2 separate regions of the Homo sapiens genome follow, and region 2 is linked to region 1. A link is an interaction called in ENCODE POLR2A ChIA-PET data of the cell type or tissue named here. Cell type or tissue: MCF 10A. All regions are shown on one strand. Links, peaks and the distances in the headings refer to the core of each region. The heading gives the core; the rest is flanking DNA. Region 1 overlaps KLF5 (KLF transcription factor 5). Region 2 has its middle 73 kb from the start of KLF5.

What was found. Peaks named below come from ENCODE experiments on the same cell type or tissue, not always from the same donor. Only the 100,000 strongest peaks of a DNase experiment are listed, where the experiment ranks them.
Region 2: POLR2A ChIA-PET joins it to region 1 with 5 read pairs; 4 of 35 experiments call an interaction of 5 or more read pairs at or near these places.

What each region holds. Positions count from the first base shown.
Region 1 is chr13:73,068,538-73,081,291 of GRCh38, reverse strand. It overlaps KLF5 (KLF transcription factor 5), which reads right to left. Exons shown (of 4, transcript NM_001730.5): 4 at 3,754-5,584. The coding sequence ends at 5,406. Among named protein-coding and RNA genes, the nearest start is that of KLF5, 16 kb to the right of the region's middle. RefSeq lists enhancers at 4,952-5,757, 5,758-6,564. In MCF 10A, for the core only: no CTCF peak of the experiment used is centred there; no DNase peak of the experiment used is centred there.
Region 2 is chr13:73,125,812-73,138,565 of GRCh38, reverse strand. No RefSeq gene overlaps it. Among named protein-coding and RNA genes, the nearest start is that of KLF5, 73 kb to the right of the region's middle. In MCF 10A, for the core only: no CTCF peak of the experiment used is centred there; a DNase peak (open chromatin) is centred at 4,835.

The DNA.
Region 1 (12,754 bases), core at 3,769-8,768:
AAAGAAAAAGAAATAAAAGAGAAGAAAAGAAAGAAAAGACAAAGGGAGGAAAGAGGGAAGGAAGGAAGGAAGAAAGCGAGGAAGGGAGGGAGGGAGGGAGGGAAAAAGCTGTGGCAAAGGAATGAAGTGTGTAATATTCTTGAGCTAGATATTACTCCAATGATTAGGAAGAGTGAGGAGTCAAATAATGAGGCTAAATAAACATGTTGCCAAAATACATAACTGCAGTTTTTTACTTCAGATCTGAGAACATTGGGGATCCCTCCCCCATACCATTTATTGTGGGAATATGTAATAGTGATACTGATTTTTCTTCACTTTTTTGGAGTGCAGTGGTGCGATCTCGGCTCACTGCAACCTCCACCTCCCAGGTTCAAGTGATTCTCCTGCCTCAGCCTCCCAAGTAGCTGGGATTACAGGTGCATGCCACCATGCCCAGCTAATTTTTGTATTTTTAGTAGAGATAGGGTTTTGTCATGTTGGCCAGGCTGGTCTCGAACTCCGACCTCAGGTAATCCACTTGCCTCAGCCTCCCAAAGTGCTGGGAATACAGGCATGAGCCACCATGCCTGGCTTTTCTTCACTTTTTTTAAACTAACGCTTTTCTTTTAGTAGTTGTAGATTTACTGAAGTATTGCAGATAATAGAATTCCTCTAACCCCATTCCCAGTTTCCCAGGGGGAAACAGCTTACATTAGTATGATATTAACAGCTTACATTAGTATGATACATTTGTCACAATCAATGAATTAATATGGACACATTACAGCCGAAAAGGGCATGGTGGCTCACACCTATAATCCCAGGATTTTAGGAGGGGAAGGTGGGTAGATCACTTGAGGTCAGGAGTTTGAGACCAGCCTGGCCAACATGGTATAAAACCCTGTCTCTACAAAAAATACAAAACTTGCCGGGCGCAGTAGCTCACTCCTGTAATCCCAGTACTTTGGGAGGCTGAGGCGGGCAGATCATGAGGTCATGAGATCGAGACCATCCTGGCTAACACGGTGAAACCCCGTCTCTACTAAAAATACAAAAATTAGCTAGCTGTGGTGGCGGGCACCTGTAGTTCCAGCTACTCGGGAGGCTGAGGCAGGAGAATGGCGTGAACCCAGGAGGCGGAGCTTGCAGTGAGCCAAGATCGCGCCACTGCACTCCAGCCTGGGCGACAGAGCGAGACTCCATCTCAAAAAAAAAATAAATAAATACAAAAATTAGCCGGGTGGCACACACTTGTAATCCCAGCTACTTCGACGGGCAGGCAGGGAGGTGCTGAGGTGAAAGTATCACTTGAACCCAGGAGGCAGAGGTTGCAGTGAGCCAAGATCACGCCACTGCATTCCAGCCTGGGCTACAGAGCGAGACTCCATCTCAAAAAAAAAAAAAAAAAAGATACATTAGTGAAATTCTATACTTTATTCAAATTTCCTCCATTCTCCCCCAGTGCCCTCCTTCTGTGCTAGAATCCCATCCACATGCCACATGACATTGTATCGTCATGTCTCTTGACTTTGACAATCTGTCAGACTTTGTGTTTGATGGCCTGATAGTTTGAGGAATACTTATCAGGTATTTTGTAGAATATCCCTCAATTGCAGTTTGTCTGATGTGTTTCTCATGATCACGCTGGGGTACATGTTTTCAGAAGGAGAAGCAAAGTTCCATTTTCATCACATCATATCAAGGGTACACACTATCAGCGTGACTTATCACTGCTGAGGTGGACCTTGATCAACTGGTTGAGGTGGTGAGGGCAGACTTACCCACTGTAAAGCTACTCTTCCTCCTCTCCTCCTTTCCACAAGGTAATCTTTGGAAGGAAGTCACTATATGTAGCCCACACTGAAGAGTAGACAGTTTTCTTCCACTCTTTGAGGGTGAGGTATCTAAAAAACTTACTTGGAGTCATTCGGCACAGATCTCTCTCTTCTGTTTATGCAACCATTTATATCAGTACAGACAAAGGGATAGTTTATACTGTATTATAATGCAATCCTGCTTTACTTTGTTGCTGACATACCCCGATTATTGTAGGGTTCTTTTTTTTTTTTTGACAGGAAGTCTCACTCTTGTCCCCCAGGCTGGAGTGCAATGGCACAATCTTGGCTCACTGCAACCTCTGCCTCCTGGGTTCAAGCGATTCTCCTGCCTCAGCCTCCCGAGTAGCTGGGATTACAGACACCTGCCACCACGCCCGGCTACTTTTTGTATTTTTAGTAGAGACGGGGTTTCACCATGTTGGCCAGGCTAGTCTTGAACTCCTGACCTCAGGTGATCTGCCCGCCTCAGCCTCCCAAAGTGCTGGGATTACAGGCATGAGCCACCGCGCCCGGCCGGGTTTTTTCATCGCTTCCTATATTCCTTCTGATATACCACTTTCTCACACTACAGGATGCTCCGGACTTGCATGTTTCCCACTCCAATCTTAGAATCAGCTGTTTCTCTAAGGAGCTCATTTTTTAAAAATTGGACAATGGTATTAGAAACCAAGATCTAGGAAACCGTCATTCTCAGCAAACTAACACAAGAACAGAAAACCAAACACCGCATGTTCTCACTCGTAAGTGGGAATTGAACAATGAGAACACATGGAGATAGGGAGGGGAACATCACACACTGGGGCCTGTCATGGGGTTGGGGGCTAGAGGACGGGTAGCATTAGAAGAAATACCTAATGTAGATGACGGGTTGATGGGTGCAGCAAACCACCACAGCACGTGTATACCTATGTAACAAACCTGCACATTCTGCACATGTACCCCAGAACTTAAAGCATAATTAAAAATAATAATAATAAACAAATAAAAACAAAACCTAGGCCTGGCGCAGTGGCTCACGCCTGTAATCCCAGTGCTTTGGGAGACCAAGGCTGGTGGATCACTTGAAGCCAGGAGTTTGAGACCAGCCTGGCCAACATGGTGAAATCCCATCACTACAAAAAACACAAAAATTAGCCGGGCATGGTGGCACGTGCCTGTAATCCCAGCTACTCAGAAGGCTGAAGCAGGACAATCCCTTGAACCCAAGGCAGAGGTTGCTGTGAGCCACGATTACGCCACTGCACTCCAGCCTGTGTGATAGTGTCAAAAAAAAAAAAAACACAAGATGTAGGTTCTAGGTGTACTTGTTGCTGCGGAATAAAACCAAATCCTAATGATTTTTTTAAGTGTTACACCAATTCTTCTTGTTTGCCTCTGATGACACAGCCTCCAGACTAGCACATGCAAGTTAACTCTCTATGGTGTTTTCAACTAAGGATGCTTAAGGTCTCGTGCATTACGTGGCCAGATAAGTATTCGTGAATTATGACTCCCTTTATGCTAATTTAAAAAATAAATCCCCCAGCTGGGCGCAGTGGCTCACGCCTGTAATCCTAGCACTTTGGGAGGCTGAGGTGGGTGGATCACGAGGTCAGTTCACAAGACCAGCCTGGCCAATATGGTGAAAGCCCACCTCTACTAAAAATACAAAAATTAGCCAGGCGTGGTGACGTGCGCCCGTAATCTCAACCACTCGGGATGCTGAGACAGGATAATCACTTGAACCTGGGAGGCAGAGGTTGCAGTGAGCCGATATTGCGCCACTGCACTCCAGCCTGGGTGACAGAGCGAGACTCCGTCTCAAAAAATAAATCCCCGTCTTATGTAGGTACGGGTTCAATGTGGCTCCTCTACAAATGTGTGGAATTGATTTCTCACTAACCGCCCTGATCAGACTCTTTATTGCAGGTAAAGAAGAAAAGCACCACATACATCTTTTAGGCACTTTTTATTTTCCAAAAAAAAAATTGTCGTTAATATATAAACATCTCATTCTCTCAAAAAATTCTACAACTATACAGCTGTTTGCTCCATTATTTGCATAGGAAATGACCACAATACAAAAATAAGAGGGAAAAAGAAGCAAAACAGCAACCGATTTCTGCTTTTCATGTAGGTGTGTTTCCACGTATAAACATTTTGAAGCCTCTTACAAAATTATTTACATCGTTTGTCATCTATTTACATCTTTTAAGAGCAACTTTTCTAACAAACAAAACTATAATTTATCAAGTTATGAAAATTGTCTTCTAAAAAAACTTACTATATTACCACAAAATAAATAAAGATAAACAATATTTTAAAAACAAAATTAAATTTTCATTTCAATTAAGACCCCTTTTGGCATTTTGCTTATTTATTCTGCCCTTTGGTTAACAGCATCAGCATCACATTACTATTTTATATTGCATATATGTAGCATTTGCTTCCTTAAGTTTTCAACATATCATTTATATTTAAAGGCAGACACTGAGTCAGTATTAATAGATTAACTAAACTGCACTGTAATTTAGATAAAATTACTGTGTCTCACTGTGTATTACATGCAAAATCCACATAAATTGTCATTTAACCAACAGTACTGCACGAGCGAACATCTCGATATATGAAAACTGCATCATCAATTCAACGTTTTGGTACTTGAAACTGCATCATAAATGCAACATTGTCATATGTGAAAACGACACCCTAAGTCCTTCTTTTTAAAAATGACATTGCGTTTAGCTTATTGTAAGAGGTTGAACTTTTGTATTTTGTAACTATCTTTAAGCTCTTCAGTTTATAATTCATATAAAATGCCTTTTGTATTTAAAATAATCCTATTTTAATCAGTGCATGAAATTTGCTTTTTTAAAGTTCATTTGAATGATTATTCCTTCCCTCTAAAGAAATGATTTTGGTAATGTTGAGAGGTACCTTACCACAAATCCTAACTGTAAGTGTATTCATGGTTATTTTCAAAAGAATTATGACTCTTCCCCAAAAGAATCCTAAAAAACTTGTAATAAACCTATAAAGCTGATTTGCATATTTACAAAATTTTGAATAGCAAATATAGGCAACTCATATATGTATATAATTTTTAAAAACCCACACATTTGTTCAATGGCTATTTGTGAATTGCCAGGTATACTGTATCTCTAAGGAATTACCTACTATTGAAAAAAACTACTCAATGCCAAGTAAAATCTTGACATACAATCCATTCTTCTTCTGGTGCCTGCCAACTGATTTGTTTACTGAACACTGTCACATTAAATGATGGTGCCTAGGTAAAAACGCTGCACACACTCCCCTCCACCCCCACCCCTTACCCATGTTGAGACGTGGCTGCCTGTCATGAGATGAGATCTGCTTGAGTAAAGCCATATACATTACAGCAAGCATTCCAGATTCTTAAAATGACCAAACACTTTGGTATTAATACAATGTATTCCCTGTTTTCTCAAATATACAAAATATACATTTCCAGTTTTAGTTGTGGTTTTCTTGCTTTTGTTTGTTTTTGTTGTTTTTACACAGGAATAGTTAGGTCTGTCATTTGAGGGAGCCCAGGGGACCTGGAACGGGTCACACGGGCAGTGCTCAGTTCTGGTGCCTCTTCATATGCAGGGCCAGGTGGTCAGAGCGCGAGAAGCTGCGGTTGCACACCCCGCACTGGAAGGGCTTGGCGCCTGTGTGCTTCCGGTAGTGGCGGGTCAGCTCATCCGATCGCGCGAACCTCCAGTCGCAGCCTTCCCAGGTACACTTGTATGGCTTTTCACCTGTGACAACGAACAAAGGAGGTAAAGCGGCCTGCTTGTAATGCAAACATCCTAGATAACACCGGAGAAGGAATTTCAAAGAAAAAAAAAATCTTGGCCAAGCGAAAGAAGGAAAGCTCATGAATTCCATTATGAGTAAATACATATCAAAGCCACTCAAAGTAAGCTAGTTAAGAGTTATTTCTTATAACCTCCAAGTATTTTTTACCTCATAAAGAAAAAAGCATTTTGTGTACCTTTGAACAACTGAAGAATAACAATTTTAGACAAGTACAAAACGAATCAGTGCCCTTATTTTTATGTACTCCTACACACATAAATCCAGGAAATGACTAGATGAGCCTGAGTGGCTTTATCATTATTGTGCAAATACAGTTTCTATACCAACAAACCCAAATTAAATTATTATAGGACTAATGGCTGTAAGGTGGGTGAGGGAGGAAAAAATTCAGAAGCTGTTGCACGAATCACCTATACATTGAATTTCATGTACCACAACTGCTTAACCAGAAACTGGTCCTAGATGTTTCTAAATTAGCCAGACAGAAGCTTGCAGCTCATCAATCAGTTCACTTGAAAACATGGCCTCCAAAATGGACTATTAGGGCATTCACTCTTTGAGAGTCACACACACCTTCACACACCTTCCTTTTGCAGATTGAAGCAAAATAGTCTGGTACTGATAACTTCACATTGGTAAAAAAAAAAGACCATGAAACAACTGTAAAAACTGACATTTGTTGACTTGTATTTAGTTTTTCTTTGTCATGTGTTACACCCAAAATTCATTCCATAAACAATTCGCCAAGCATCTATTATAGGCCAGGAACTGTCCCAAATACTTGTGATACAATGGCTAACAAAATAAAAACAGTTGGCCTCATGGAGCTTACATGTGTAATATACATCTAAAAGTCTGAAATTGTTCAACCTACCCATTCCATTCTTTCACAGTTCTCTTCCCTTGAGTATTGAGTTGGTATGTTCCTCCCTCCCATCCTGTAATGTATATTATTCCTAATGCTCCCCAAAGCTTGCCAGCTGTTTAACTTTCAAAACCACTAAATATTCATAATGTAGTCTTAATTCTCTGTTTGTGAAGAATCCTACTGGAGATCATATATTCCAGTAGGAATAAATGCCAAAACGTTCTTTCAGTGAGCATTAACTAGCAGTTCCTACATTTATGATTTTATAATTTTCTATGAATTTTTTATAAGAATTCGTGAGATAAATTTGTATATTAAAGTATTACTGGCTTACTGCTGAGTTTTATATAGATACTTTTTCACCTCTTAAATTCCCTTAAAAAAATGTTTCCTTCTGAAAGGGAGGAACCTCAGAGTTGCTTTGAACACTTGTTTAGTTCTGACGAAACAGAAACTGCACAACCTTTCTGCCTAATTTAGCAGTATCATGTTCAGGAAGTTGTAGGATTAACCAAGTCAGTCTAAACTTTAAAAGACCCTGTCCTCATCAACTGAGATTTCTACAATTTGTGGTTAATATATTTTTGTTGTCATGATAACCACTCTGACTCTCAGACAAAGAAGAAAGTGCCAAAACAGACGACATGAAAGTGGTCCCAATTTTTTTTCCCTTGAGAGTTCACCTACATTTCCCATGGTATGGATTGCTGTGCCATACTTCCTCTCTTCTCTCCTCTGCCTCTGACCCAGACAGTTTTTGTTTTAATTCCCTTTCTGGTTCCTATCAATCCACTTTAAAAATGAACATCTCAATTCTAGAAGTTTTTTCTCCCCTCATAGTAGATTCTAACCAGAAATTTAACCTAAGACACTCAAGCCATTTACAAAACAAAGTATAAATCACGTTCTGTCACTTACAATCACATAAAATGTCTGATATATAGAAATATTTTAACACCAGTAGTAAATATAGCTATCACATTTGTAGATGTAAATTGATCACAAAAAAAATTTTTGCACAGTACTATTAGTTTTTGTTCCCTGTGAAAAATAAACCACAGAAACAAACATATTGGTTAAATACTTTACTGTCATTTAATGGAAAGAAAAAGTTATTTCTGATGTCTGAGACAAGGAAAAAAATTCCTATAGTGCTCCCAATTTTAAAAGAAATCATTCTAGTCTTTTGAATTTAATAATTAAATAGCAGAACTGAATTTTCAGAGTTTATGTAAGAAACAAGGGACACTAGACTCTTTTTGTTCACTATTTTTATTGGCTATGAAGCAATAAACTGCACCAGTATTTTTTAAAGTTTACTTTACTGATTGCTTGAAATACGGTAGCCATTAAAGTTTCTAAAACATTTGGGGTTTTGCTCTCAATTTATGCACATCTATAGAGTATTCAGCCAAGAATACTACCAGTGTCTGGAATGTTAGTTACTGGGGCCAAGTCTTACCATAAAAGTAAGGACAACTATCCCCCCACTTGGGGCAGTTTCTATGGGATTTGTTCAAGTGTCAACACCGTTCAAGTAAAACATCGTAGAGGAAACTGGTACCCAATTTCTGGCCAAACAGCAGACTTGGGCCTTTCTTCCTCAGCCAGAAACACTATGCACAGTACTTCTGGGAAACCAAACTGACTTCCTTTAAGTTATATTTCAACAGGATAGAGCTTTCAAAAGTTTAATTGGATTTTTACAGAATCTCTTTCCAATACCACCAATTTAAAATATTTAGTTAAGCTCTTTCAACATCAACTGTATTTTTAAGTTCTCATGCTGTTAACGTGAAACTTTCCAAAGGCAAAAAGAAAAAAGTGACAAGTTTGTACAGCACAGAAAACAAGCTCCCACTTTATCTCAAAGTATGTGTTTTCTCATTCTGTTTTTAAATTACAGGAGTATTTTGCTAGAATCTCTAATCTTTGAAAACTATGTTCAAGTTAAACATGCATACTATCCACGCTGATAAAGTCATTAACATACTTTACAAAAATGTTAAGCAGAAACATTACCGGTAAAAGGAAAAGGGAGCAGGCACCAGCAGCCATGGAGCACATACTCCAGAGCGAGGTACTTCTCATTATCTCGCTTCCTCACAATAACCCCGTAGAGTTAGAAGCAAAACGATGAGCTCCACATTAAGAATCCTGGTCTGCCACTTTTCCTTAATGTCTCACTTAAATCTTCCATTAGCAAACACTAATACACTCTCTTTGAACGATTTAAGGAACACATACATATTGTTCAAATTCATTTCCAGATTCTAAAGCCACTTGCGAAGGTCAGCTAAGGAATGGCTTAATGGACTCACAGCAAGCCTTGAACCCCAGACGATCTGAAACAGAGAGCACAACCTGGCAGTGCCAGCCTCTGTGGGGCCTGTGGGGTCCTGAGCACTGTTCAGGTATTGCCAATTCCCAGGTATCACCTAACGATAGCTCCTTTCCCCCAGGGTAAGTGAATTTCAGTGGGTTAGTGGAACATGTTTGTAAGCCATTTTAAAAATCCTCAGCAACAAACTGAAAATTGTCCTTTTTTTTCCCCCCTCTGAATGACTTCTGAACCTATCACAATGGAATGGGAAGTTTCTCTGCTCTGCTGAACACATTCAATAGACATACCAAGGCCTTTCCCTAAAATGTTCTACATAGATTCTTCTAACAAAAGAATAAAAATCACTGATAAAATATTTATCTTAAAATAGTTATTTTAGATAATGTTTTAAAAGTTTATTGCAGCAAATTTACACATCGGTTTCCTTCCTGGTGACTAAAAGACAACTCAATCAATATCTGATAAAGCTAAAATATCATGAGAATTAAAGTCACTGTTTATTAGTGAAGGTGTAACCTGTACTAAATGCCTTGCAAAACTCAAATAAGACTTGGTTTCTGGCCTCAAAGAACTTAAAATCTTGTATCTTGTTCTGCGAACCTAAACAATCCAAACTTTTAAAGTAGAATAAATTATTTCAACCTAATCTAAACTCTTAGAACTTAAGAGTCCTTGAAGCTCAAAATGGGCTCTTATTTCAAGAGGAAAATATTTTCATGCAATTCAATAATAATTAGATTTTTCCCATCATTTGAGACTTACGAAATTTAGTCTCTGAAATAGGCTCATATTAGATTTGCTTCTAAAAATCAAAAGGGAGAAAAATAGGAAACACTTATTAAAGAAATTCATAGGAAAATGATTTAGATATCTAAGAAAAGAGATAAAGTAGGAGGATGATTTTAGCTCACTAATTCATATTTTTACGTCTATGCCAGTAATTTTCCATCAAAAACCTTTCTATTAAAACTCATTGTCACACATTTCCTATACTTGGAACAGAAGGTCCATATCAAAGATTAGTATTATTAGCATTTGTAAATGCATCTAATTATTTACCAGATAACACCATCAATATTGTGCCCATTCAACCTAAGGAAGCTGATTGCCAAAAACAAAAACAAAAGCAACAAAAGAGAAATTCCTTTCTCTCCTCAATTTATATTTATCACTTTCTTTAAAATCCGATACCTCACTCCTTCTAGAAAGCCTCTGAACAGACCAGGAGAGATCATTTCACTTCTCTGTATCCCCATCACTGAAATTTCTGTTGAGCTATCAATTTGCACTTGCACATATACTGCTTTAGGAAGGCTTCAAATAGTTGTATTTTGCCTCCTTAACTAGCTTTTAAAGTTCCTCAAGGGCAGAGACTATCTTCTATTCCTGCTGTAATGCCACACTTTCCCTAATGCATCTTGAAAACAACTCAGTTATTCTGATTAAAGAAAAGGAGGGAAGGCATAAAAGGTTCTTGTGAGGCTGTCAGCTTTTTATTCTTCTGTGGACCCTCCTGCAGCAGGGCTTTTGCCTGGCTTTGCCCTGCCCAGGACCACTGAGAGTAATCTGGTAATACGCATTTAGGTGAGAACCATGTTTTGAGCCACTTCCAGAGAAAATAATCGAATGAGTTATTGTCCATTCTGAAGTTATACAGGGATAAACTCTGTTTAAACAAATTGTCTTAGGTAGAACTGGACTGGACTTCAGGAAAGCCAAGACATACTAGAGCCCCTAGCACTGGTCAAAGGCAGCGAGGGGACTTCTCCCAGGGCCAGAAAGCACTGATCTGCCAAACCCAGAGAGGGAATGGGTGGGATCACGATGTCAGGGGTTACACTTACAGTCTACATCCTAGCAGAGATTTGGAATCTCTGGGCTCCTAAACTACTGCTACTTCTCCTCTGGGTTCCCAGTAAACATTATGAAGACTATCCCCTGTCATTAATAGAGTTAATGAAATCAAATACCAATTCTTCCGTCTCCTGATAACGAGACAACACTCGGATTCACTTTCTTATAATGGGAGTTCGCACTGACGTTAAAGTGTCAATGAGGAATTTCACCTTTTCTTTTTGTAAGCAAAACAGAAAAATCCTCTATTTTCATTTTTTCCCAGTATGGAATGAGTACTAGATAACCTTCCCTTTAATTTGCACTTCACATGGTGACCCTGACCAGTAGGTCTCCTCCCAACTCGTAAAGGTTTACCTTTTCATAAAGTAGCCAAAAATAAATTTATTCTTCTATATAGATATTTTTAGGTAAAAGTTACCTACTGTGCACTTCTAAAACTGTAACTTATCCTTAATAAGAGTTGTTGTTTGAGATCCTTGAATATAAATAATACTGGCTAACAGACTAGGAATGCTGCTACGGAGATACTTTTACTAAAGTAGGACATTATTTCTAATCTTTCACTAGAAACGATGTAGGCCATCAAGTAAACAGCTACTACATTCTATAGAACCAAAAATATCTGCCAAATTCTTGGGTGACTGTATTATTATTTTTTAAAAACATTACTCTCTACTTTCAAGACTAATTATTTCTATCTCCACTCCAGCAATTCTATTTAGTCTATGAACAAAAGGGCAAGAAGAGATTATTCATCTTTGGATTCTCCACAAAACCAGTAAAAAATATTTGCTGAATCAAATTATACTTAACTTTTGATAAGCTTTATCATCTCTAAACAATGTTTAATCAATTTCCTATGTAAATGTTTCTCAGAAGAAAGAACAAGTCCTAGAAGCAAAGTTTAATCTTCCCAGTGAGTCATTAAAAAGAAATTGCTTCTAAGCTTTCATGCTCATAAATACCTTTCCTGGGGTCTGAACCAGCAAGTCTCTTAAGCTACTACTTTAAAAAAAAATTGTTTGAAATTATCAATACACAAAATAAATTTCAAAGCTGCAAATGAAAAAAAAATGGAAAAGAATGAAAAGAATGTTTAATAAAATCTAATACTAAAGGCTAATAAATGTGATACTTCCTCTGCAATAGTTTTCAAATAGAGACTCAAAAAACCACTGAGTCCTAAATCTCTTCCTGCAAAAAAGATTTTGCCTGTGTTATCTCTACCAATAAAACAGGTTACACATTTAACCACTATTATTTCTCGATTCACATTGTAAGATCTCCATCCATTAAGGCCCAGAGTGAAAACCTTTGTATACAGTTTTCCTAAAAAGCCTTTTACCCTTTTCCCACAGTTCCACAAAAAGAAGAGTAACTTATGTTCAGAACACTGAATGTTGCTTTTAGTAAGTACCTGCAATGAAAATATCTTTATTGTCAATATTATCGATTTTTTATTTTTTATTATTATTATTTTTTCAGATGGAGTCTTGCTCTGTTGTCCGGGCTGGAGTGTGGTGGCATGATCTTGGCTCACCACAACCTCTGCCTCCCAGGTTCAAGCAATTCTCCTGCATCAGGCTCCCAAGTAGCTGGGACTATAGGCATGTGCCACCATGCCCAGCTAATTTTTGTATTTTTAGTAGAGACAGGGTTTCACTATGTTGGCCAGGCTGGTCTCGAACCCCTGAACTCAGGTGATCCACCTGCCTCCGCCTCCCAAAGAGCTGGGATTACAGGCGTGAGCCGCCACCGCGCCCAGCCAAATATTATCGAGATTTTAAAACCAAAAGCTATGTTTAATATATTCCATGAAAAATGACTTTGGAGCAAAGACCTAGAAAGGAATTTTTTTTTTTTTTTTTTTTTTTGAGATGGAGTCTCACTCTGTTGCCCAGGCTGGAGTGCAGTGGCACGATCTCAGCTCACTGCAACCTCCGCCTCGTGGGTTCAAACGAGTCTCTTGCCTCAGCCTCCTGAGTAACTGGGACTACAGGCATGTGCCACCACGCCTGACTAATTTTTGTATTTTTAGTG
Region 2 (12,754 bases), core at 2,860-7,859, 58 kb before region 1:
TTGGCAAAGGCTGGATTATAAGATTTGGATTCATTAGTGTTGCAACAACTCTGAGATTTGGTAGCTGAGGATTTTTTGTATTCTTTGCAAATTAGTCATAACGAGATGGGGTTTGATGACATTTTTCTCCTCAAACAGCCTCTTAGTAACCAAAGTTCAATAACAGATTAATACTCCTTTATCCAAACAAATTAAACAAATTCCGGAATATTTGGCTACATACTGGTACGTTCAACAAATATTTATTTGGTGCCGATCATGTACCTGGCACTAAGCAAGGCACTGAGGGGACAAAAGTGAACAAGACAAACTAGTGCTTATGAAGAGGCAGCAAGAGGAGTGTCTTTGCAGAGATGGAACAGTTCTATGTCCCAATTGCGGTGGATACATGAACCTGTACAAGGGGTACAAGATCGTAGAACCACACATATGTGCACACACACACTCACACATACACACAAGTGTATGTAAACTGGTGAAACATCAGAAAGGTCCTATAAGTCTAAACAATGGTATTATATCAATGTCGGTTTCTGAATTTTGATAATGTACAATAGTTATATAAAAATGTAATTCTTTTGAGAAACTAGATAAAGGGTACATAGAGGTATTTATATTATCATTTTAATTTCTTTTTTTTTTTTTTTTTGAGATAGAGTTTTGCTTTTGTCGCCCATGGCAATGTGCGACAAAGTGCAATGGCACAATCTCAGGTCACTGCAACCTCTGCCTCCTGGGTTCAAGCAATTCTTCTGCCTCAGCCTCCCGAGTAGCTGGGATTACAGGTACCGGCCACCATGCCTGGCTAATTTTTTGTATTTTTAGTACAGATGGGGTTTCACCATGTCGGCTAGGCTGGTCTTGAACTCCTGACCTCACTTCATCCACCTGCCTCAGTCTCCCAAAGTGCTGGGATTACAGGCGTGAGCCACCGCGCCCAGCCTATCATTTCAATTTCTTATGACCCTGAAGTTATTTCAAAATAAACTATTAATTTTTAAAAAGACTAGTCTTTGCTCTCACGGAGCTTGCATTCTAGTGGGAGAAACAGATAACTAACAAGTAGACAAAATAATCCCCAAATTACTTTATGTAGTGTGAAGAACATTGTTTAACAAGTGCCATGATATGAAATAATAAAAGATCCCATCCTTATCAAAGGACAATCAGAGAAGAGCTCTGTGAGGATAAGACATTCAAGCTGAGACCTAAAAAATAAGAAAGAGCCAGCCAGGCTTAGAGAGACGACCAGGAAACACAGAAGAACCTATCTAGTTTAAATCGTTAGAATGACCTTTGAAATTGTGACTTTATTAAGACAAAGTCTTGAAGGGTAGCCAGAGTTTGATGAGACGACCTTAGATTATTGGGAGGGTTGTGGTCCTAACAGAAAGCAAGAATATAAAAAGAATGCAAATACCTCTCGAGTACAATTGTCTTTAGCTCCAATAGAGTGCAGGACATTTAAGTGTCTTAAGAGTCAACAACATGCAAAATTCAATCAAGTGCTGAAAGCAGGTGGAGTAGATGGAAGAATTAGGAAACAGCTCTTGAAATCAGAGTTTAGGAATCTGAAACCACTCCTACTACAAATAGGATCACAGAGTCTCAGAGTCTTCAAGAGTGCATTTAGCCACACACATGCAGCTATGACTGTAGAGGAAAAAATATTTTGAGATATAATCTTGTCCACAGAGCATAAGCACCTTCCAGCCCTAAAAAAGTCTCCAATTATGTAGAGAAATGACCAAGCACAGTGGCTCATTCCTGTAATCGCAGCAATTTGGGAGGCTGAGGTGGGCCGATCGCTTGAGCCCAGAAGTTCAAGACCAGCCTGGGCAACATGGCAAAACCCATCTCTACTAAAAATACAAAAATTACCAGACATGTTCCTGTGTGCCTGTAGTCCCAGCTACTTGGGAGGCTGAGGTGGGATCACCTGAGCCTGGAGAGGCTGAGGCTGCAGTGAGCCATGTTCGTGCCACTGCCCTCCAGCCTGGGCACAGAATGAGATCCTGTCTCTAAATAAATAAATAAATAAATCATGCAACTGTAGCATTTAATAGGAAAATCACAAATATTAAATTATTTTTGTTTTTGTTTTTGTTGTTGTTTTGTTTTTTGAGATGGAGTCTCGATCAGCCACACAGGCTAGAGTGCAGTGGCACGACCTCGGCTCACTGCAACCACCGTCTCCTGGGTTCAAGCAATTCTCCAATCCCAGCCTCCAGAGTAGCTGGGATTACAGGCACCCGCCATCATGCCTGACTAATTTTTGTATTTTAGTAGAGATGGGGTTTCTTCATGTTGGCCAGGCTGGTCATGAACTCCTGACCTCAAGTGATCTGCCCACCTCAGCCTCCCAAATTGCTAGGATTACAGGCGTGAGCCACCATGCCCAGCCCAAATATTAAATTATAAATGCAGTTTTAAATGTTTAAAAGTCTTCATTTAACAAGCTTCATTTAAATTTCTATAAAAGTTATATAAGGCCGGGCACGGTGGCTCACGCCTGTAATCCCAGCACTTTGGGAAGCCAAGGCGGGCAGATCACCTGAGGTCAGGAGATCAAGACCAGCCTGGCCAACATGATGAAACCCCATCTCTACCAAAAATACAAAAATTAGCTGGGCATAGTGGCGGGCACCTGTAATCCCAGCTACTCAGGAGGCTGAGGCCGGAGAATCACTTGAACCTGGGAGGCAGAGGTTGCAGTGACCAGAGATTGTGCCACTGCACTCCAGCCTGGGCGACAAGAGTGAAACTCCGTCTCAAAAAATAATAATAATAAAATAAAGTGATATAAAATTTGCTAGTCTTTTAGTAGAATAAGATTTAGAAAGTTACATTAGCAAGGTGGCCAACCAGAAGCCATTAGTGCTTATTCCCATAGCAAAGCCAAAACAAAACAACAAATAAGTAACTATATTTTGATGAAAATAACTAAAGGAGAGTACCAGAGTATATCAAAGGAGTGGCAGAAACCCTGTAGAGCACAGAAACTCAGGATAGCCACATAAAGAATAGAAGGAAAGGCCGGGCGCCGTGGCTTATGCCTGTAATCCCAACACTTTGCGAGGCCAAGGCGGGCAGATCACCTGAGGTCAGGAGTTTGAGACCAGCCTGGCCAATATAGTGAAACCCTGTCTCTACTAAAAATACAAAAATTAGCCAGGCGTAGTGGCACACTGCTGCAGACCCAGCTACTCAGGAGGCTGAGACAGGAGAATCGCTTGAACCCGGGAGGCAGAGGTTGTAGTGAGCCAAGATTGCACCACTGCACTCCAGCCTGGGCAACAGAGTGAGACTCCATCTCAAAAAAAAAAAAAAAAAAAGAGTGGAAGGAAACATCCGACCTTCACCACCTCATCTACACCACTGCATCTACTTGAAACCAGAGCCACCACACCCTTCCTAACCAGTGCACTGTGACCCATCTGCAGATGAAAGTCTTTCTCTATGAAAGCCTTTCTCTATGAAAGCCACTCTGTAACATTTGGAAGATGTGATCCTTCCAGCAATGCATGGACATCAAAACAGGACATAAGAAACGTGAAAAAGCAAGGAAATATGATACCACCAAAGGAACATAAAAACTCTACAGTAATTGACCCCAAAGTAAAAGAAATTTATGAAGTGCTTGAAAAGAAATTCAAAATAATGATCTTAAGGAAATTCAGCAAGATACAAGAGAATACAGATAATTCAACAAAACCAGGAAAACAACTCATAATCTGAATGAGGAATTTAACAAAGAGATAGATATTATTATAAAAAGAACTGAACAGAAATCTTGGAGCTAAAGAATTCAATGAACAAATATAGGAAAACTTCAACAGCAGACTAGATTAAGCAGAAGAAAAAATCTCTGAACTTGAAGATACATCATTTGAAATTACCCAGTAGGAAAGGGAAAAAAAAAGAAAAAAGAATGACAAACAGTGAAGTCAGCCTATGGAACTTACAGGACACCATTAAGTGAGCAAGTATTTACATTATGGGACTTACAGGAGGAAATGAGATAAAGATAGGGACAGAATGCTTATTTAATGAAACGATTACAGAAGTTAAACTAAGCTTAAGGAAAAAACAGGTACTTATAATTAATAATTTAAATGTATAGTTTATAAATTTAATTTTAATATATTAGATATTAATTTTCATATATCTGGAGTAAACTCTGAATAATCTTTTCTCTGCATAAAAACCACCCTCAAAAACAAACTTTCATATTTAAAGCTTTAGTATAAAGATACTGAAAAGATTTCCACAGAGTAGCAGAGTAGCAGGCCCTATGAGCCCTGGAAAAAAGTTGTGATGTGGATCCTTTTGGAATAATAGAACCATCCAACTTTTTTCTATGTATCAAAGGGTGTTATTTGTCCTGAGGACATCTGAGGAGCTGAAATGCCAAATTCGAGGTGTTCTCTTTTAAAAAACAAACAAAAACTTCCATAACCAGAATTTTTCCAAAGTCATCACAATTTATTCCAAGCAAATGTTGTATACGTTTGCTTTATTATGTCTCTTCTTACATCAAAGTGTAAGTTTTTTTTTTTTTAACCTATCTGTTTTCCCACAAAACCATGAGCTCCTATTCATCTTTGTATCCCAGGGACTATGACACTGTGAGCATCTTAAAGTGAATAAAAAACTGCCACAGATGTCTCTCATGGACCTGAGATTAAGTCTAAGATTTCCTTTCCACCAGCCTCTTCAAAAACACAGACACCAACCCAGTTGGCTTCATGCCTTAGCTTCCTAGATTCATCCAATCTTATTTGGATCTCTGACCTGCTTTTATATTGTTTACACTGGCCCTGACCTGGCACTCACTGCCTTAGGACACAGTTTCTGGCATTTTCCCACTGACTCCACCCATCCCAACCGCAGAACCAAATCTGTCAAGGAAGAGCATCAGACAGTCAGAGATTGAAAGAATGTCTGGAAATAATAGTGGTTTAATAAGTATTTAAAGACTAAGGTCAGCTGAGTGTGGTGGCTCACACCTGTAATTCCAACATTTTGGGAGGCCAAGGTGGGAGGATTGCTTGAGCCCAGGAGTTTGAGAGCAGCCCAAGCAACATAGGAAGACCCTGTCTCTATAAAAAATAAAAATTGTCTGGGTGTGGTGACAAGCACCTATAGTCCTAGCTACTTGAGAGGCTGAGGCGAGAGGATTGCTTGAGTCCAGAAGTTTGAAGTTGTAGTGAGCTATGATCCCACCACTGCACTCCAGCCTGAGTGACAGTGAGACCCTGTCTCTAAAAATAATAATAATAATAATAACTAAAGTCATTAAATACTCATCTAACATTTCTGGAACACCTACCATGTCCAAGGTACTCTGCTGGGAAGGGGAATTTTTTTTTTTTTTTTTTTTTTTTTGAGACAGAGTCTCACACTGTCGCCTAGGCTGGAGTGCAGTGGCACAATCTCGGCTCACTGCAACCTCTGCCTCCAGAGTTCAAGCAATTCTCCTGCCTCAGCCTCCTGTGTAGCTGGGATTACAGGTGCCCACCACTACGCCTGGCTAATGTTTGTATTTTTAGTAGAGACGGGGTTTCACCATGTTGACCAGACTGATCTCAAACTCCAGACCTCAAGTGATCTGCCCGCCTCAGCCTCCCAAAGTGCTGGGATTACAGGCGTGAGCCACCGCGCCCAGACAGAAAAGGAATTAAAAAAAAATAGTAAGATGAAATTCCTACAATCAAGAAAATAGTGAACAATAGTAGTGCTCTTATAGGCCCGGTGTGGTGGCTCATGCCTGTAATCCCAGCACTTTGGGAGGCAGAGGCGAGCAGATCTCTTTCAGCCCAGAAGTTTGAGAACAGCCTGAGAAACATGGCAAAACCCCATCTCTACAAAACAAATAAAAAAACATAAAAAAGAAGTGCTGTTATAGAGATATATATGAAGTATCATAACGTCACATAACACATCCTGAATTGGGGGGAGAGCATAATACAGAAAACATTTCTCATGGACTGTAGCCTTAAGCTAAATTGCAGTGGCTAGATCCACATGGTTTTGTGACTGCTTCCATGTCAGGGAAGAAAAGAGGTCTACAATGACCTAGGGAATCGTGTTTGATGATGCCATCCACTGAGATTGGGAATATAGAAGGATGTGCTGCTGGTCTTCAGGCCATATTGATGAATTTAGTTTGGGACATGATGAGTTTGAGATGCATATGGGATAATCCAGTGGAGATGTTCAATATGTGATTGGCTAAAAGAGTCTACTGTTTAGAAAAACTCTATGGACTGGGGTTATATATTTGGGAGTCATCGGCATACACAGCCTTGAGAGTGAATAAACTGTCCCAGGAATAACATGAACAACGGGAAGAGAAGAAAGCAAGAGTGGTACTCGGGGGCCCATCCACACGGAAGGGCTAAGCAGAGGAAGAGGAAGTTAGTAGGGGACCAAGAAGAGCAACCAGAGATGGAAAAAAAAAAAATCAGAAGAATGCTGTGGTGGACACTGTTGGTTTCCTAACAAGTGTCAATTCCCTGCACTCCTTCACATAATTCCTACCCACATGAAGTCCATGGGCCTCTAAGGAAGTTGAATGTCTCTAGTTCCAAGAGGTGACCTGATTTGTCTAAAAATAATCCCACCCCCTTTGCTGGTGACTGCAAGGAGCTGGTGACCTCATGAGATTCAAGAAAAGTTTGACGGGGATTCAGACAAATTCTTCATTACTTTGTTGGAAGAACTCTTAGCAATTATACTTTTCCTTCTTCAGATGTCATCCTAGATAAATACGAAGCCTAGACTTGCTGCAGCTCTCTCTCCCTGCCAATCAGAGAAGAAAGCCATACGAAGGAAGAAAGCCAAAACTGGAGAATCCCAGACATCTGGAGCTGGAGCCAAGCCTGATGCTTGCTCTACCTCTAGATTTCTATTTACATGAATCTATGAAGTTCCTTATTGCTTAAACCAATTTGGGTCGAGTTTTCTGTTACTTTCGTCCAAACCAGAGCTAACTGATACAGTAGTGTCACTGAAACCAAAGGAGGTGAGAGCTCCTGCAGGAAGTGATCAAGAGTGTTGAGCGGTGCCTAGAGGCCAGGTGATGAAGGGCCTGAAATGCATCCAAAGAATGTAGTAAGCAGAAGGCCTTGAAGGAGCAGTTTCAGAAGTGGAGGCTGTGGTGGGGTAGGGCCCACATAGCAGCGGGTGGAGAACTGAATGGGAAGTGAGCACTTAGCAATTTCTCTTTAGCAAAGCTTGACTGCAATGTGAAGAAAAGGAAGAAACCATAGCTATAAAGGAATATCATGTCAAGCAAGATTTTTGTTTGTTTATTTGGGAAATGAGAGCTAGTCAACACGTGGATCTCCAAGTTTCTTGCCATTACCATATTCTCTCCTTCCCCTCAAGTTCATGGGGAATCTCAGAGAAGAGAAAAGTTTACTTCTCACCCTAGATTCAGCTGGAAAACTTTGGAAAAGTCAAAAGTAGCACCTCCACATTTCATATTTCAATCTTTGCAGTCAATACCCAAGACCCCAAATACGAAGAACGAGTCTCCTAAGGCAATTCACTAGAAGAAAAGAAAGCAATTGAAGAAGCATGTATAAGAAAGTTCATGATAACATATTTTGTAGCTGAAATCTTGGAGGAGTTTCTAAATGATTTATTAATAGAGATATGATAAAACCAAAAAAAAGTGCAGTAGATAGTATTTTATTGATTACTTAATTTGCAGCATTTAAAATGAATGAGCAGCAGCCTGGGCAACAAAGAAAGACCCCATGTCTACAAAAAATACATGAGTGTAGTGGTGCATGCCTGTAGTCCCAGCTACTTGCGAGGCTAAGGCAGGAGGATTGCCCGAGCTTGGAAGGTTGAGGCTGCAGTGAGCCAAGGTCATGCCACTGCACTCCAGTCTGGGCAACAAATAGTGAGAGACCCTGTCTCAAAAAAAAAAAAAGGGATTAGCTGGATTTCTGTACACTGTTATGGAAAAAAACAAGTGAAAGCATTAAGTTATAGAAAAAATATGTGTGATATAATCCCATATATGAAATTCAAAAGATAGAATTGTTTGTACTTACACAGAGAGAAAATAGAAAATAGATCAGGAATGTAGAACAAAGTATTATCAGTGGTTACTTCTGGTGAGGAAAGTAGCATTTGAGGTACAGGGCAGAGAGTGAATTTTAGGAGGCAATTCCATAGGTGTCATATATTTTTTGTAAGTTAAATTTTTACAAAAAGTATTTTTAGTTATTTTTTACATGAAAAATGAAAAATAATTGCATGAAGAAAACTGAAGCAGTTGGAAAGCAGAAACTAAAGTTGTACCAACCAGGATCACATTCCTTTTCTTTTTTTTTTTTTTGAGGCTGAGTCTTGCTCTGTTGCCCAGGCTGGAGTGCAGTGGCATGATCTCCGCTCACTCGATCATCTGCCCCCCAGGTTCAAGCAATTTGGGAGTTTCTTTTTTTTTTCCAGAGTTCAAGTGATTCTCCTGCCTTAGCCTCCCAAGTAGCTGGGATTACAGGCACATGCCACCACACCCAGCTAGTATTTTATAATTTTGGTAGAGATGGGGTTTCATCAGGTTAGCCAGGCTGGTCTCGAACTCCTCCCCTCAAGTGATCTGCCCGCCTCAGTCTCCCAAAGTGCTGGGATTACAGGTATGAACCACCATGCCCAGCCACATTCTTCTTTAACAGTAAAAAAGTAAAGACTACAAAATTGATAATTTTTAATGTCTTTATTTTATGTTACTAATGCCAAAAAGGTACAGTTTTGTATGGTATTTTTCGGAACATTTTTAAATTAATTACTTGTTCGATATATGTAAAACTATTGGCATCAAGTTGAGTTTATATAAAGTAATTCCATACTCACCATCTGGTTAAATATGGCATCATTTATTTTCAAATGGTAAGGCCGCTCAAATGAAACTGGTTGCTGTTTCATAAAGTCTTATTCAAGGCGGGGCGCGGTGGCTCACCCTGTAATCCCACCACTTTGGGAAGCCGAGGCAGGCTGGTCACGAGGTCAGGAGTTCGAGACCAGCCTGGCCAACATGGTGAAACCCTGTCTCTACTAAAAATACAAAAATTAGCCAGGCACGGTGGCTCATGCCTGTAATCCCAGTTACTTGGGAGGCTGAGGCAGGAGAATCGCTTGAACCCAGGAGGCAGAGGTCGCAGTGAGCCGAGATCACGCCATTGCACTCCAGCCTGGGTGACAGAGCAAGACTCCATCTCAAAGAACAAGAAAAGAGTCTTATCTGAGCACTTTGGCATTTGTGAAATATATAATGTGAGGCTGGCTGGGGGACCAAGAGCCTCAACCTGGTCCTGAAATGAATCTATCTCATCAGTAGGTCAAATGATTCAGCTGCATTCTCCTATAACTTGGTCATTCACGCAGGAAGTAAGAGTAAGTCAAAATGTGAGTAGGACTTTCTGTGGGTTTGTTTTTTTTTTTTTTTGGTGGGGGGTGGTGGAGCGGGGGGAACAGGGTCTCACTGTGTTACCCAGGCTGGTCTGGAACTACTAGGCTGAAGCAGTCCTCCCATCTCTGCTTCACAAGTAGCTGGGATTACAGGTGCTCCACTATATCTGGATCTGTGATTTCTGAATCAAACATTGTCCAAATAGGCTGCACATTGTGGCTAATGCCTGTAATCCCAACACTTTGGGAGGCTGAGGTAGGAGGACTGCTTGAGGCCAGGCATTCAAGACCAGCCTGGGCGACAAAGAGAGGCCCCATCTCTAAAAAAAATTTTAAAAATTGGCTAGGCATAGTGACTCATGCCTGTAATCCCATCACTTTGGGAGGCTGAGGTGGGTGGATCACCTGAGGTCGGGAGTTCCAGACCAGCCTGGTCAACATGGTAAAACCCTGTCTCTACTAAAAATACAAAATTAGCCGGGCATGGTGGCACATGCCTGTAATCCCAGCTACTTGGGAGGCTGAAGCAGGAGAATCGCTTGAACCCGGGAGGTGGAGGTTGCAGTGAGTCAAGATCATGCCATTGCACTCCAGCCTTGGTAACAAGCGTGAAACTCCATCTCAAAAAAAAAAAAAATTAAAAATTAAAAATAAGCCAGGCATGGTGGAAAATGCTGGTAGTCCCAGCTACTCAGGAGACTGAGGTAGGAAGATCGTTTGAGCCCAAGAGTTCAAGGTTACAGTGAGCTATGATCACACCACTGCACTCCAGCCTGGGTCACAGAGTAAGGAGATGCTGTATCAACAAATAAATAAATAAATAAATAATTTTTAAAAAGGGCTCAAATAGGTGGTTTCAATCAACAAAAACCATCAAAACCATCAAACACCTAAGAAGTAAGACACTGAGGACCCGATGCTCAGATAAGCATTTGTGCACCTTTTGTATAAACATACAGCTACTTTATAAATATATTGTCAAGAAACCTTCTATTTATATGCAATGAACATATAGTGATTATTTTAAATCTAACATATCTTTTAAAAGCATATGCAGGCATACTTCAGAGATATTGTAGGTTTAGTTCCAGATCACTGCAATAAAACAAATATTGCAATAAAGCAAGTCACAGAAACTTTTTGGTTTCCCAGTGCATATAAAAGTTATGTTTCCATTATACCGTAGTCTATTAAGTGTGCAATAGCATTACGTCTATAAAAAACAACATACATACCTTAATTTAAAAATACTTTATTGCTAAGAAATGCTGATGATTATCTAATCTTCACAAGTTACAATATTTTTCCTGGTGGAGGGTCTTGCCTTAATGCTTAATGATCAGGGTGCTGGTTGCTTAAGGTTGGGGTGGCTGTGGCAATTTATTAAAATAAGACACATATGAAGTTTGCTGCACCAATTGACTGTTCCTTTCATGAAAGATTTCTCTGTAGCATGCAATCCTGTTTCATAGCATTAACCACAGAACAACTTCTTTCCAAGTTGCAGTCTATCCTCTCAAACCCTTCTGGCTGCTTTATCGACTAAGGTTATGTAATATTCTAAATCGTTTGTTGTCATTTCAAGAATGTTCACAGCATATTCACCAGGAGCAGATTTCATCTCAAGAAACCACTTTCTTTGCTCATCCATAAGAAGAAATTCCTTATCCATTCAAGTTTTATCATGAGATTTCAGCAATTCAGTCAGATTTTCAGGCTCCACTTCTAATTCCAGTTCTTTTGCTATTTCCATCACATCTGCAGTTCCCTCCTCCACTGAAAACTTTAATCTCCAAAGTCATTCAGGAGGATCAGGATTGATTTCTTCTGAACTTCTGTTAATGTTGATGTTTTTACCTCCTCCCATGAGTCATGAATATTGTGATAATAATAATAAATACTACTATTATATTATATTATTTATAAAATAATAATAATAGTCAAACATATATTGAGTATATACCACAAACAGAGCTGGTCATATAAAGTAAACAGAATCAATAAGACCTCTATCCTCTAGGAGCTTCTAAATTTTAGAAATTGACAAATATTATCTAAGAAAAATCAAGTCTCCTGTCTCAATACCAGATAGCTTTAATTTTCAATTTTTAGAGTTACTTCTACAAAGAAATAAACAAGTTGAATTTTAGGTTTTCCTATTAGAAACTAAATTGAAAAGTTTTTTTAAATCATTTTAAACATTTCTCCATATATATATATATTTTTTTTATTTATTTATTTTTTTTTTTTTAAGACAGAGCCTTGCTTTGTTGCCCAGGCTGGAGTGCAGTGGCATGATCTCGGCTCACTGCAACCTCCGACTCCTGGGCTCAAGCGATTCTCCCACCTCAGCCTCCTGAGTAGCAGAGACTACAGGCACATGCCACCATGCCTGGCTAGTTTTTGTATTTTTTGTAGAGACAGAGTTTCGCCATGTTGCCCAAGCTGGTCTCAGACTCCTGAGCTCAAGTGATCTGCCCACCTCGGCCTCCCAAAGTTCTGGGATTACCCCCAGTAAATTCTTTACACCTACATACACAGGGTTCAGTAAGATATTTTAAAAATCACTGTCTAATGTCACTACAGCATCATTTTTTGGTTTTGTCTTGTTGTTTGTGTTTTTTTAGAGACGGGGTCTCACTGTCACTCAGACTGAAGTGCAGTGACACTATTATAGCTCACTGCAGCCTCAAACTCCTGGGCTCAGGTGATCCTCCCACTTCAGCCTCTGGAGTGGCTGAATTACAGGCATGCACCACCACACCCAGCTACAGCATCATATTTAAAGGAAAATATAAAATTGACATGTTCCATAAGATCAAACAGAAGCAAACTCAATTTTTTTAAATATAAAATTCACATAATAGGCCAGGCATGGTGGCTTACATCTGTAATCCCAGCATTTTGGGAAGCCAAGGCAGGCAGATCACCCGAGGTCAGGCGTTTGAGACCAGCCTGGTGAAACCCCATCTCTACTAAATATACAAAATTAGCCTGGCTTGGTGGCGGGTGCCTGTAATCTCAGCTACTTAGGAGGCTGAGGCAGGAAGAATCCCTTGAACCCAGGAGATGGAGGTTGCAGTAAGCTGAGATCGTGTCATTGCATTCTAGCCTGGGTGACAGAGTGAGTCTCAAAAATAATAATAATAATAATAATAAAATAAAATTCACATAATAATACCATTCAGTCTATCCAAATTCTTAATAAAATGGTTCTGTGATTTTTTTCCACTGCTGCTATTACAAACTGGATGGTATTTATATAAATTTCTTTATTACTTTAGAAGTATATTTCTTATATTTATTCACTTATCATCATCATTCAAAT